Linked DNA regions of Homo sapiens: region 2 is linked to region 1. A link is a contact called in ENCODE Hi-C or POLR2A ChIA-PET data. All regions are on one chromosome and are shown on one strand. Each heading gives the region's core, a stretch centred on a gene start or an enhancer-like site at or near the end of the contact. The rest is flanking DNA. Distances are from core to core; before and after follow the strand shown.

Region 1 (4,711 bases), core at 1,060-3,559:
TGTCCTAATCAAAATCTATACTTTCATATCTTGTTACACATAGGAGAAAAAGAGCTAAGAGAATGACACAGAAATGGAGCTGGAGCCTTAATACACCTCCTAACTGTTAATCTGTTTGGGTGGGGTTTCTGTCACTTGTGGCCTACAGCAGTCTTACTGTCCCCCCAACCTCCCACAAAGTTCTTCAGGTTGAAGAGAGTCACTACTTTGTAGAATGGGAAGCTCTTACTCAAAAAAGTAGAAACTGAATACAAAACTAGACTTTAGAAGGATAAGATAAATAAATCAATGCATTCATAACACATCATTACAAGAAAGTGAGGGGGTTAGAGGTCTCATCTTTAAATTCTGCTCTCAAGGACATGGAGGGCCCCTCTCACAGGCTTTCCCAAAGCTCCTCTGGGTGTACTGGTCTGACTCAGCAAGTGAACATCTGTGGTTTTGCCTAGCCAGCATCCCTTCTCCTAGCAGCAGCACTCAGCATGTCCTTTTGGGGAATCACTCTTTTCTCTTGTGGTTTATTTAAAGTGACTGCACAATCAGACCCCAGAGTTTGGCTTATGTCCTAGGCCTTGCCAGTGAAAATATGGTACCTCATCAGTGGCAGTTATTTTTCCGAGAAAGGACATATCATGACCCAAGGGGCAGCAGCAGGGAGGGGTGGATGGAAGAGACAGATAACAAACAATAAGCTAAATAAACAAATTCAGTCAGGAGCTAAAGAAATAAGTCATTCAGGAGTGGGGCAGGTGGCAATTTCAAATGGAGTGGTTAGGGTAGTTCTCAATGAGGCAGCATTTGAGAAAATATCAGGAAGAGTGAGAAGTAGTCGAGCATTCCAAACAGACAGGAGCCTGTGCAAAGACCCTGCAGCAGAGCCCTGTCTGCCTTGCATAAGAAATAGCAGGGAGGCCAGAGTGACTGGAGCAGAGTGAGCCAGTGGGGAGGCAGTAGCAGATGAGGTTGTAGGGGTAACAGAGGAGCAGATCAGGCAGGGCTTTGGGTTTTACTCTGAGTTTGGGAAACCACTGGGAAGGTTTTGGGCAGAGGAGGAATTTGATCTGGCTTTCTTTTTTTAAGGTCACTCTGGCTGCTTTATGGGGACAGGCTGCAGGGATATCAGGGAAGAGACCACTGTCATGACCCAGGTAGCAGATGATGGAGGCAGAGGTAAGAAGTGGTCAGGCTCTGGGTATGCTAGGGAGATCCAACCAACAGAATTTTTGGGCCCTGGAGGTGGGATGTGAGAGAAAGGTTTCTGAAACAGCAAGGTTTCTGGCCTTGACAACTGGAAGATGGAGTTGCCATCGAGATGGTGATGCTATGGGGAAGAGATCAGGGGCACAGATTTGGATGTGTTGAGATTGAAATGTATTTTAGAGATCCAAGAGGAGGTATTAAGGAGGCAGCTGGATAGAGGAGTATGGAGTTCAGGAGGCAGGTCCCGCCTGGAGATAAAAATTCAAAGCCAAGCCTTCTCTCTTTGCACTCAACAAAACCTCACTTAAACAGGCTTGTCAGGTCATGGAATACGGTACTAGAACTCTTTGTTGGGGAAAATGCCAGTCAACCTTACCCGTCAGAACGCTGCCTTTAAGATCAGAGATCTCTTTCCTTCAGCCTAATCCACCCCTCTCCCTGTTTTCTCCCCTAGCCCCACTAGGCTAGAAGCTCCCTGGCTTCTCCCACATCAGGATCCCCAACAAACCCATTCCCAGGTGGATAAGAGCCCAGGCAGTTCCCTAGACCACGTTCACTACTTCCTAGCTACCCAAGAGCAGGACATCGCAGACACCGGCCTCCTGGAATATTCCCTCCGCTCCTCACATTTACAGGAAGGACTCAGGTAAGCCTCGGCGCCAGTTCAGTCGGCCCGGGGCCACTAAATACCAATGGGATCCAGTGGGTTCTACGTGGTGAGTGGGGGGCGGATAAGAGAGATGCGACACCCCCCGGGCCTGCCCCCCCCACGCCGGGGCCAGGCACACCGTGAGGGGGCCAGGCACACCGTGAGGGGGCCCAGCCACTTCCATACGCCCTCCGGTCGGCCGGCACCCACCACCCACCCCTCGCCACCAAGCTGGGTGCAGAGAACAGGGCAGGCGCACGGACGGTTCTTACGGCCCCAGGCGCCAGACCCAGGGCACAGAGGCCAGGATCTCACGCGCGACCGCACGAGGCCGGGACCCTCCCTCCCCTTCCGTCCACTCCCTTCCCCACCGCCTCCGGTCCCCTCCCGGTCTCCGCCACCCCGCTTCGGGGCCCCCGCCCCCCAGCCGGGCAGCCAATCGGAGCTGGGATCCCGCCCCGGTCCGCAAAGCCGGTGGCGCCCGGAGGCTGCACGGAGAGCGGTGCCCGCGTCAGGTGAGGCGCGCGCGGGGAACGGGGGTCGCGCGCAGGGGAGCGGGGGTCGCGCGCGGCTTCCATAGAGCGCTAGGGCCTGAGCTCGAAGCCCCAGGCCCGCAGGAGGCCCGGGCCCGCGGCCGCCAGAGCCGGGACGCAGCCTGGGCGCCGCCTGCCCCGCCCCGCCCCGCCCGGGCCCGGAGTGAGGACGCGGTCGGAGGCCCAGCAGCGCGGGTCCCGGCAAGGGGCTTTCTCAACTACACAAAAGACAGTCTAAAAAATTAAGTCTCCATTTCGGTTAAGACTGCCCGTAGTTTCGGTTTTTATGTAGACCCAAGAGGGCAGGCTCGGCGTCCGCGTGCCGCGTAGTCCGGCGGCTCCAGGAGCGCGAGCGGCTGGGCCCGGGCGTAGCCACCGCAGGGCCGCTAGCTCGGCCGGGACCCGCCTGGGATGCCCTGGGGTCTGCTCCGCTGGGGCGAATCCTGAGGCGCCACGCGAGGCACTTGGCCTCTCCTAGCCCCGCTTTCGTTTTTGGAAACTGGAAACTATCACTTATTTCGTAGACGGTGTGAGGGTTACATGACAGTGTTCTGTAAAGTGCACTCTACATATGAAGTGCTCAGAAATATGGCTAATAATGAGGGTATTTATAAACTACTTAAATTATAAAAAGAATGAGACATCAGACTTACAGTTTTGGATACTAATTTTTTTCACTTAACGTTCATTATGTGATAGGAGTTTTCCATCCTATTATACCGCTGTGCGATCTGATCTTGGGCACGTTAACCAACCTCTTGTTGCCTCGATTTTCTCACCTGTAAAAGTGGGGGTAATCATAATGCTTACTTAGTAGGATAGCCCTGAAGAATAAGTGACTTAGCGAACATAAATAGCTTACAATAGGGTTTTCAGCATGGGAAGGATTCAGTAAATGTTAGCTGTCATCATCACCACCTACAAAGGAAGCAATACTGTGCTGAAAGTTTTTCCATCATTAATGTAATTTCTATAGTACGATTCCCAAGAAGATATTAAAATTATGGAAATAAAGGTATTGGTATATTCCTAATTATTTCCTAAAAGATTGTATTGATAAATATGCTCATCCTTCCCTTAACGGGATGCATTCCAGAAAAACAAGTCAAATGTTAGACAAAGTATCAGAAGGGAAATTCTGTAGCCAGAGAGCTAAAAATTACAATAGGGTCTCTAATTATACTTCAACTTTTTTAGGAATAATTCTCAGTGTGTTTTCCCACATTTCATATGTAATTTTTTTTTTTTTTTTTTTTTGAGACAGAGCCTCGCCCTGTCACCAGGCTGGAGTACAGTGGCGCGATCTCGGCTCACTGCAACTTCCACCTGCTGGGTTCAAGCAATTCTTCTGACCTCAGGTGATCCACCCGCCTCGGCCTCCCAAAGTGCTGGGATTATAACAGGCGTGGCATGAGTCACCGCGCCCGGCCGATCTTTACTTTTTTATTCTTTGTACCCCCTGCCTATCCAGTTAGCATGTGATTAAAGTCAAAGATTTGCCACTTTGGGCCACATCTATTAATTTTCATCTTTGTTATAATTGTATTTAGTTTTTGATCTACACTGCTTATTACTCCCAGTCATTTTTTCTAGAACTGAAAATCTGGTAAAATACTCAAAATTGCACTGACTTCTATGTAGAGGCGACACTCCATCAGAACCGTGGGCTGACAGGGAATCCCACTGTGCAGGAGCTGCGCGCATTTTCATTTCTGATTCTCTTTGGCGTATCCAGGACTCTGATGACATGATCATATATTTATCAGTAGTAACAGGTTGGGCCATTTGTTTTTTGTGGTAAATCATATATTTAAGATTTTAGAAATAAGTTGATAGCCATGTATTTTGGAATTTGAAAAAGACATTGCATTACTCAGCTTCAAATTAAGCTTTAATCAAATAGTGAAACTTTCCATTAATGGACAGTGTATACCTTTTTGTGTATTTAAAAAAAAAAACACTGAATATAGTGCCTTTGTGACAGGGGAGCTTAGTTCCTGACAATGTCCTCTTGAGTCTTTTTTTTTTTTTTTTGAGATGGAGTCTCACTGTGTCGCCCAGGCTGGAGTGCAGTGGCGCCATCTTGGCTCACTGCAACCTCCGCCCCCTGGGTTCAAGTGATTCTCATTCCTCAGCTTCCTAAGTAGCTGGGATTACAGGCACGCACCACCATGACCAGCTAATTTTTATACTTTTAGTAGAGACAGGGTTTTGCCATGTTGGCTAGGTTGGTCTCGAACTCCTGACCTCAAGTAATCCACCCACCATGGCCTCCCCAAAGTGCTGGGATTACAGGCGTGAGCCATTTCACCCGGCCTCTCTTCCGTCT
Region 2 (4,711 bases), core at 818-3,317, 360 kb after region 1:
GCGCCAGGCTTGCCACACTGAGGGGCTCTCTGGCTACAGCACAGGCAAATACCTGAATAATCTGCACTGAAGATAGGAAAACCATTTTCCTCTGCCAGTGAAGTAATCGCCATCACCGCCAGAACTAAGTCCTCATCTCCAACCAGCCTCTGAACTAAAACTAACTCCAAACCCACAAATTACTTAATTTAATCCTTGTTACTATCTTAAGAAGAAACTGAGGGAAAAAGAGGTTAATTTTCCCAAGGTAACAGGAAGTGGGATCAATTAGATAAACTGTTCCCATTCTCTTGCAGAACACTTCTAAGTTCAGGGATGCTGTGGGGGAAGCACCTTCCCAAACTCTCACTTACCCCAGTGCTGCTGGGCCCGGTTCTCCAGGAAGGGTCTCATTTGGATGAGGCGGGTGGCATAAATGTGGGCATACTGCCGGCTAAAGCTGCGCTCTCCTAGCCGGAAGGGTTGTGAGGAGTTGGTGTAGGTTGCCACTGGCACCCGGGCAAAGGTGGCATTGTTGGCTGATGGTGGGGACAGTAGAGTGTGGGCCCTCTGGGCAGCCTGCTCAGAAAACATGGCCACACTCCTGACTTGCTTGGTCCACACAGCTTCGCCCAGGCCAAGGAGGTTCACTGCGAAAACACAAAGGCATTCCTGCTGCCCCTGTCCATCCCCCAAAGCAGCAGCTCTCCTGGTGTCTCACTGCACCCAAAGGATACTGGGAAAAGAAGGAGAACAGCTGTAGTTGACACCAGACATTGTGTCCACTTGGAAATTTATCGTGCCTGGATACCGATGTCTCACCCTGTAGCGGTCATCCAAAAAGAGAAAAGGAAAGCTAGGAGTGTTTGTCCCATCTGGAGTTCTTCCCGAACCCTAGACTCAGGTGTCCTGTTCCATCTGGACAACTACCAGGGTCTCAATCAAGTTCAGTTTGCCCCAAATGGAATTCCCGATCTGCCTCCATCCAGCTCTCCGGCACCTGTCTCATTTCCAGACAAGAGGTCTGCCTTATTAAATAAAACTTCTGTGAAATAATAAGCCTATTATTAAATAATAATAGAACTAAACCAAAACCAAAACATAAATCAGTCACTGCTCTGTTCAAAACTCTCCAAAGTGTCCTCATTTCATTGAATAAGGCCCCAAGTCCTTACAACTGCCTATGAGATCTGCTCCACTGGTCCTCTCCCCTCCTGGTTCCCACTCCTCCACCTTGGATCCCTCCCCACAGCAAGGGGCCTCTGAACTCTTGCTTGCCCCTCTCCCGTATACTTATAGAGCTCACTTGCCCATCTCCTTCAAGTTCTTACATCTTTACTCAAATGTTACCTTGTGCCCTGCCCATCTGATTTACAACTGCAACTCTCCCCAGTACTTCAACTGTTATTGTTGTTTACAACATTTACCTTCTAACAAACTGTATATTTTAAATGTATTGTCTGCCTGCTCCAACTAGACCATAAGCTCCAGGAGAGCTGAGATTTTTGTGTCTTATGCCACTAGCCACCTAGGGCTACGAAGTACAGGAGATGTGGTGAGTCCAACTGTGATGTTTGGGTTGGACACACAATGGATTTCTAAGAATAGTACAAAGAATATCCCAATAATTTTTTCACATACAATTGAAATAATAGTTTGAATATATTTATGGATTTACTCCAATTGATTTGTTTCGTTTTACTTTTTTCGTACACCTACTAGAAAGTTAAAAAATTCCCTAGCGGCTTGCAATCTATCTCCACGGGACAGCACTGGCCTGGGACACAGGCTCCGCACACGTGTCTAACGAGTGACTCGTTAGGAGCTTTTGGCTCGAACGTGCTTGATGGCGGCAGCAGCCAGGCCGCGCTACTCGGGATGGGGCCGAGAGCGCCCTGGGGGCTGTCCCAGTCACGGCGGGTGCCCCGGCTCGGATCCACGCGGCAGCTGCGGGACGTCCGCCAAGACACCAGCCCACCGACCCAGGAGCCCGGCCTCGCGGCCTGGAACTGCCACCCCCAGCTGACCCCGTTTCCCTGGACCCCACTCACCGCGCGGCGCGCCGCATCCCGCCAATCCCCGCGCGCCTGCCCCGCCCATCGCCGCAACTCGCTAATCCCCGCGCGGCTTCCCCGCCCATCGCCTAATCTCACCAATCGCTGCCCTCCTCGCCCCGTCCGTCACCAGGCGCCTCATCCCGCCGACCACTGTGCGCCCAGTCCCTGGGACGCCCAGAGAACGCGGAGCCACACCCTCGGTTTCCTGGGCAACGCGGGGCGGGGGCTCGCAGGCCGGCGCCGCGGGTCTTTGGTTGGCGGCCGCGCGTGCAGGGGTTGGGCTGACGGGGGGTGTCGGCCTCCAGTGGGCTGACCGCGTCACCCCGTCAGGCCCTGCCCAAACCTCCCAGTGGTCGTCACCCCGCCAGACCTCCCAGTGGTCGGCCGCCAGCCTCCTTGGTGAAGCCCCCAGCGTCCCAGCTTTCCCCGCAGAGCTGCCCACTTGTAGCGATGGCGACACGCGAGGAGGATCCCAACAGAAAGAAGGCCCAAGGCCCACTAACTTGGCCGGGGAGAAGTAACTCTTCCTGAAGGGATGGCGCGGGGTCTCGGGGTTCCTCCCGTCCTGCCAGCGTCTGCGTCCGGGAAACGCATTGGCGGTTTCGGGGTCCTCCCTAGCTTGCCCACAGCTGCACACCAGCTTCCAGCCCAACACTCCCCAATCTCCAGTGTCCTCGTTGTCCCCGTTACTCATACTCGTTCTTACCACCACGTCTTTCTGAGTGCTGTCTCCCACTTTGGGAATACTTTTTTTTTTTTTTTTCCATCTCCACTAATTTATAGAATTCCTCACCCCATCAAGAGACGCTTCCCCACTAAGCTTCCCGGGCTCTTCCCGCCGCGCGCTGATTCTCCCAGGCGTCCTCTAGCGCTACTGTTCTGCTACTTCCCTGGGCCTGTTTCCTAAGTCCAGGTCTTGTCTCCACAACGAGTGGATATTAACACTCGTTAATTATTACTTAATATTTTAATTTTTGTTTTTGTTTGTTTGTTTGAGGCAGCGTCTTGCTCTGTGGCCCAGGCTGGAGTGCAGTGGTGCGATCTCGGCTCACTGCAGCCTCGAACTCCCAGGCTCCAGTGATTCTCCCGCCTCAGCCTCCCGAGTAGCTGGGACAACAGGCGCGCAGCACCACGCCTGGCTACTTTAAGTTTGTGTGTGTGTGTGTGTGTGTGCGTGTGTGTGTAGAGACAGGGTCTCCCAATGGTGCCCAGGCTAGTGTGGAACTCCTGGGCTCAAGTGATCCTCCCACCTCAGCCTCCCAAAGTGCTGGGATTACAGGCATGAGCCACCACGCCCAGCCTTATATTTTAATTTAAAATGTGATATTTTAATTATTAAACGCCTTTGCAACTGCTTTGAGGTTATGACACATTAATTCATCTGCTCCTCAAATAATCCTTTGGGTCAGACACAGTGGTTCACGCCTGTATCCCAACACTTTGGGAGGCCGAGGTGGGAGGATCGCTTAAGCCCAGGAGGCTGAGGTTGCAGTGACCTAAGATTGCACCACTGCACTTCAGCCTGAGCGACAGAGCCAGACGCTGTCTCAAAGCAAGCAAACAAACAAAAAACCTTTGAAGCATGAACTATTATTTTTCTCCCACTTTACACATGAGGAAATTGAGGCAGGGAGGGCAAGAGAGATCATGTAGCTAGTGAGTAATAGCTGGGATTCACACAGAGACAGCAGGACTCTTGCTGGTAAGGTTGTACTGTTCTGAGCCTTCACCTGAAACATTGTACATGTATTGGGCAAACAAATAATTTTACTTTTTCCTTTCCAATTCAGATGCTTTTTATTTCTTTTTTCTTACCTGATTACTCTGGCTAGAACTTCCCATACTATGTTGAGTAGAAGTGGTGAAAGTGGGCATCTTTGTCTTATTCCGGATCTTAAAGGGGAAGCTTTCAGTCTTTAGCATTAAATATGTTGCTAGCTGTGAGTTTGGGGATTTGGCCTATGGATTTTATTATTTGAGGTAGTTTCCTCCTATTCTTAGTTTGTTGAGCTTTTTCTTCTTTCAAAAGAGTGTTGAATTTTGTCAAATACTTTTTTGACATCAATTGAGATGACCGTGTGGGTTTTTTTTCTGTTAATGTGGTCTATTACATTTATTGATTTTTATGTTGAACCATTCTAGCATTTCAGGAACAAATTCCACTTGGTGGAATTACAAACCAAAGTTACAATAATACTAGCTTTTAATGTATTCTCTTTTATATAATTAATTTTACTTTAATTGCACCTGAATTTTCCTTTAGCATAGACCGTTATTTCTCCCCTCCAAGTACTAACCAGGCCCAACTCTGCTTAGCTTCTGAGATTGGACACATTCAGGGTGGTACGGCCATAGATGAGATCTTTATTCGTTTATTCGGCTTTTTTTTTTGAGACAGGGTATCACTCTGTCACCCAGGCTGGAGTGCGGTGGCACAATCTCGGCTCACTGCAACCTCCGCCTCCTGGGTTCAGGTGATTCTCTTGCCTCAGCCTCCCAAGTAGCTGGGATTACAGGCATGTGCCACCACACCTGGCTAATTTTTGTATTTTTCGTAGAGATGGGGTTCCACCATATTAGCCAGGCTGGTCTCCAACTCCTCAGGTGATCCGCCCATCTCAGCCTCCCAAAGTGCTGAGATTACAGGTGTGAGCCACTATGCCTGGCCTCTTTAT

Evidence for each region. A loop is a pair of places that touch in the nucleus more often than their neighbours do. ChIA-PET counts read pairs that join two places held with the same protein, here RNA polymerase II (POLR2A). Pooled maps may share reads with other maps.
Region 2: a loop to region 1 is called in a pooled map, with 9 times the contacts of the local background. The contact joins the promoter of POLD2 here to the promoter of BLVRA in region 1. A Hi-C loop is called at or near these places in 6 of 50 pooled maps. POLR2A ChIA-PET finds 5 or more read pairs at or near these places in 2 of 52 experiments (CD4-positive, alpha-beta T cell and Panc1).

The regions. Positions count from the first base shown.
Region 1 is chr7:43,756,371-43,761,081 of GRCh38, forward strand. It overlaps BLVRA (biliverdin reductase A), which reads left to right and starts at 2,310. Exons shown (of 8, transcript NM_000712.4): 1 at 2,310-2,364. It also overlaps the pseudogene LOC107986727. RefSeq lists a cis regulatory region at 226-993 and silencers at 2,015-2,404, 2,415-2,734.
Region 2 is chr7:44,121,481-44,126,191 of GRCh38, forward strand. POLD2 (DNA polymerase delta 2, accessory subunit) reads right to left here and starts at 2,068. Exons shown (of 11, transcript NM_006230.4): 1 at 2,031-2,068; 2 at 354-629. The coding sequence starts at 573. It also overlaps the pseudogene RNA5SP230. RefSeq lists a silencer at 1,754-2,463 and enhancers at 2,250-3,154, 2,674-2,733.